2 separate regions of the Homo sapiens genome follow, and region 2 is linked to region 1. A link is an interaction called in ENCODE POLR2A ChIA-PET data of the cell type or tissue named here. Cell type or tissue: A673. All regions are shown on one strand.

Region 1 (2,500 bases):
GGAAGGGTCAAAGACAGGCAAGTAAGGCTTGGCAGGGTGAATGTGTACAGTCCCCAAAGAAAAGGGGAGAGAGAGAGAGAGAGATGGGGGACAGCAATCCAGTCAGTGAGAACATCATTTAAAGATCCTTGGCTCACACCTGTAATCCCAGCACTTTGGGAGCCTGAGGCAGGCAGATCACCCGAGGTCAGCAGTTTGAGACCATCCTGGCCAATATGGTGAACCCCATCTCTACTAAAAATACAAAAATTAGCCAGGCGTGGTGGTGGGCGCCTGTAATCCCAGCTACTCAGGAGGCTGAGGCAGGAGAATCGCTTGAATCCAGGAAGTGGAGATTTCAGTGAGTTGAGATTGAGCCGTTGCACTCTAGCCGGGGTGACAGAAAGACTCTGTCTCAAAAAAATAAATAACCATCCCGGCTAACACGGTGAAACCCCGTCTCTACTAAAAATACAAAAAATTAGCCGGGCGAGGTGGTGGACGCCTGTAGTCCCAGCTACTTGGGAGGCTGAGGCAGGAGAATGGCGTGAACCCGGGAGGCGGAGCTTGCAGTGAGCCGAGATCCCGCCACTGCACTCCAGCCTGGGCGACAGAGCGAGACTCCGTCTCAAAAAAAAAAAGAAAAAAAATAAATAAATAAATAAATAAAATAAATAAATAAATAATTAAAAAATAAAGATCCTGTAAGTGGGCTGGGTGTGCTGGCTCACACATGTCATCCCAGCACTTTGGGATACCGAGGCACGAGGATCGCTTGAGCCCAGGGGTTCAAGACCAGCTTGGACAACAAACTGAAACCCTGTCTCTATAAAAATCAAAGAAAAAAAAATAGCCAGGTGTGGCAGCCGGCACCTGTGGTCTCAGCTGCATGAAAGACTGAGGCAGGAGGATCACTTGAGCCTGGGAGGTGGAGGCTGTAGTGAGCACTACACAAAAGAAATCGCTGATCCTTCAGCAGCCATTTCCCACTCCAGCAACTCCCCGCCCCTGGCAACCACTCATCTACTTTCTGTCTCTATGGATTGGCTTGTTCCGGACATTTCACATACACGGAATCATACAGTGTGTGGTCTTTTGTGTCTGGCTTCTTTCACTAAGTATTACATCTCCAAGGTTCATCCCGCTGTAGCATGAGCGAAGTGTGACAATTGATAGATGGATCGATGAAGGTTACATTCATTCATTCCATACACATTTACTGAGCACCTACTGTGTGCCAGTCTTGGCGACGACCCAGTCAGGAATAGAACTAACAGTAAACCCTGCCCTGGAGGGCTTCTGGTAGGGAGGAGAGACAATAAACCGAATAAACTAGTACATTATTTGGAATATTAGACGCTGATAAGAGCTCAAGTGAAGCATGGGGTTGGAAGTTGGGTGCAGAGAGAGGGGCTGTGACTTCGAGCAGAGCGGTCAGCAAAGGCCTCGCCGCAGGGTGGCCGCAGGGACGCTCCCGCTCAGCCCGGAAGGAGGCGAGAGGCGCGGTGCCCGTCCCGGCGACTCTGGGCCAGCAAAGAGCTCCCAGCGCACGCGTCGGTGCCTCGAGGCCCGGGACCCTGCGTGTCTGGTCCCCGCCGTGGCCCTGCGTCCGTGACGGTGGGTGGCACCAGGGAGCATTTCGCGCGGCGGGGCTGGGGCCTGCCTTTGAAGGGACGGAGTCGGGCGTCGTGGTGGGGTGGACACCGGGGATCCCCGGGGCGCGGACGAGGGGGGCGTCCACCCTGCGAGCTCACCCCACGGCCCCCGCGTCCCGCCCTCAGCCGCAGGCCCCGCCCCGCGCCGCCCGGCCCCGCCTCCCCGCGGCCGCCGCCATTGGCCGCGCGCGCCGCCTCCGCCCTCGGCCTCGCACTTCCTGGCGGAGCCATGGCTGCGCAGCGGGCTGGCCGGGGGTCTCCTGAACCCGGGCCCCGCCGCCCCGACCGCCCGGCCCCGCCGCCGGGGCTGTCCCCGCCGCGTCCGTAGCGCGTCCTGCCAGGTGGGCCTCCGCGCGCGCCCACCCTCCAGCCCGGGACCGCCAGGAAGCCGCGCCCGGCCGGGGCGGGGAGCTGGCGGAGATCGGGAGGGTCCCCGGCCACCGCGAGCCGCGACCCCCCTGCGCCCCTTGGTGCCGGGGCGGGCGGGTGGGCGAGTGGGGGCGCCGCGGCCGGGGGAGGGGCCGCCGCCCCCGCAGGTGACACAGGTGCGGCCTGTGCGGACCGCCCCGCGCGTGGCAGGTGAGTGGCCCCCGCCCCGGGCCGTCCCGACTCCGCCTCCTCGCCGCCGGCTGGAGCCTGCTGGGCGGCCGTTGCGCTGAGTTCCGCCTGGGCTGCGGGGTCCGAGCGAACGACAGCGGCGTCCCCGGAGACCCCGCCGGCGAGCCGGTGTCAGCAGCGTCGCTTTCTCCAACGCTGAGGTCGGGAGGGAGCTTGGGGAGGAGGCGCTCTGGGAAACCCCCGGCCGGACGGGGCCTGCGGTCCCATGTTTACTGGAAGACCTTTTCCAGTGACCTGGGATTGTCACT
Region 2 (2,500 bases), 99 kb after region 1:
GCCAGCCCAAGTCCTGGGCCAGCCTCTTTCATGATTCTAAGCCCTCTTCCTCCTCGCCGGTGGCCTATGTGGAAACTAAGTATTCCCCTCCCGCCATATCTCCCCTGGTTTCTGAAAAGCAGGTTGAAGTCAAAGAAGGGCTTGTTCCGGTTTCAGAGGATCCTGTAGCCATAAAGATTGCAGGTATAGTTGAAAAGATACAAATCTAGAGTGAAGATGGGAGCAGACCTCATCAACTGGGCTTATAGACTGTGGTGTTACCCATAACAATGGCAGATTACCTGTGTGTTAATAGCAACGTCTGAAGGATGCCTATGTCTTAAATGTTCTCTAAAAGTAAGATAATATAGAAACAAATGGGAGGAGAGGGTTGTCGTAACTTTATGTTAAGTGAAAGATCCATGTCTGTTAGCAGTTCTTTTCTGTTGACAAGTTACATTTCCATTTCTTGCCTTTTGTTCAAGTAATTCTGCTCCACGGTATGAATGTATAATGGACTTTTTCTGTGATATACCTTTGGTATGATAATCCTGATTTGTACTCACTGTGTGCTCCTTTTTTATATTTCTTAAGATACAAGAAATCATTTTGTGAAATAACATGGTTTTTTTTTTTTGGATTGAGTAAATGGATTTTATTCAGAATTTTGATACACCAAGGTCAGCTCTTGAAGAGAAAAAAAATGTTAAGGGTTCAGCCCAAAGTTAATGTTTTATTTTAGAGTGCTAAGGCTCCAAAGTAGAAACAATTCACAATAAAAATAGAAAGCTGCATAATTCACAGATTGTTTTTAAAAAGTTACAGTAGGAAGTCAGAAATGCAGCAGGGTATGAAAGAGGTATGTGTCCTCACATAGCCACGTGTTGCTTAACTAAGATGGATATGTGTTCCGAGATGTGCGTGTTAACATCAGAGAGTACTACACAAATACAGGTGGTAGAGCCTTAGGCTGGTGGTGCAGCCTATTACTCCCGGGCTGCAAACCTGTCCAGCGTGTTACTACTGAATACTGTAGGCAGTTGTAACACAGTGCTAAGTATTTGTGTGCCTGAACACATTTAGACATAGAAAAAATATAGTACAGATATGGTATAAAGGATGAAAAGTGCTTCACCTGTATAGAGCACTCACCGTGAATGGAGCTTGCAAGACTGGAGTGGCTCTGGATGGGTCAGTGATGAGTGCTGAGTGAATGTGAAGGCCCAGGACAGTACTGAGCAAAGCCGAGTTTTATAAACAGTCAACACTTAGGCTGTACTACGTTGATTTACAAATTTTTCCTCAATAAGAAATTAACCTTAACCTACTGTAACTTTTTTACGTTTTATTTTACTTTTAAATTAAAAATTCTAAACTTTTTGACTCTTTCATGAGAACATTTAGCTTAAAACACACACTACAGCTATACAAAAATATTTTCTTCCTTTTTATTCTTACTTTCCTATAAGCTTTTTCATATTAAAAATTGTTTTTAACTTTTTAAACTTAAAAAGTAAGACACAAACATTAGCCTGGGCCTGCACAGGGTCAGGAGCATCAAGACGCCACTAGGCGGCAGGACGTTTCAGTTCCACTAGAATCTTGTGGGACCATCATACGTGCGGCTCATTGTTGACCGAAATGTTACGCCGCGCGTGACTGTACGTACCTAAGAAGCAGAAGCTGTGTCATCAGGTTGGATTCCACCAAGCCTGGTGACCAGATCTTCAGATTGTCACCCTAGTAGCCAAGTTAAAATAAGCTGTTTGGTTTAGGCTTTCTGTAATACTTTCTGATGTGACCTTTTGGAACACCTGACACCCTTCATTACCAGGATGTAGCAGCAAGCTGCCAAATGCACACCCTTCGATGGATGGTCAGAATTGTGTAAAAAATAAAACACATTCTTTGGGTGGCAATAGGGTGATAGCAAGCAATGTATATATATTTTTAAGAGTATTTTATTCCTTATACAAAATACATTATCTCAGGTACTCTTGTTGTTCTGAAGTTCTCTTAAATGAGCAAATGATAGGCCAGACGTCGTTATTTTGGGCTTCATATATATTTTTTAAAGCCAGGTGATTTTTTTTTTTTTTTTTTTTTTTTTTGAGATGCAGTCTCACTCTGTTGCTCAGGCTGTAGTGCAGGAGGCACGATCTTGGCTCACTACAACCTCCGCCTCCTGGGTTCAAGTGATTCTCCTGCCTCGGCCTCCCAAGTAGCTGGGATTACAGGCACATGCCACAATGTCTGGCTATCTTTTTTTGTATTTTTAGTAGAAATGGGGTTTCACCATGCTGCCCAGGCTGGCCTCAAACTCCTGACCTCAAGTGATCTGCTCGCTTCAGCCTCCCAAAGTGTTGGGATTCCAGGTGTGGGCCACCGCACTCAGGCCAGGCGATTTCTTGAATACAGCTTTCAGAATGTATTTATTGCAAGGACTGATACTGTAGGTGGATGACAAGGTCAGGAGATCGAGACCATCCTGGCTAACACGGTGAAACCCCGTCTCTACTAA

The links. Peaks named below come from ENCODE experiments on the same cell type or tissue, not always from the same donor. Only the 100,000 strongest peaks of a DNase experiment are listed, where the experiment ranks them.
Region 2: POLR2A ChIA-PET joins it to region 1 with 7 read pairs; 8 of 35 experiments call an interaction of 5 or more read pairs at or near these places.

Annotation. Positions count from the first base shown.
Region 1 is chr16:84,646,675-84,649,174 of GRCh38, forward strand. KLHL36 (kelch like family member 36) reads left to right here and starts at 1,837. Exons shown (of 5, transcript NM_024731.4): 1 at 1,837-1,975. The region is part of intron 2 of LOC105371376 (a long non-coding RNA gene); the gene reads right to left. RefSeq lists silencers at 1,501-1,670, 1,731-1,920, 2,131-2,410. In A673, no CTCF peak of the experiment used is centred here; DNase peaks (open chromatin) are centred at 1,007 and 1,817; H3K4me3 peaks cover 1,088 bases.
Region 2 is chr16:84,745,491-84,747,990 of GRCh38, forward strand. USP10 (ubiquitin specific peptidase 10) reads left to right here. Exons shown (of 14, transcript NM_005153.3): 4 at 1-183. Among named protein-coding and RNA genes, the nearest start is that of USP10, 47 kb to the left of the region's middle. In A673, a CTCF peak has its summit at 1,528 (motif pointing right); no DNase peak of the experiment used is centred here.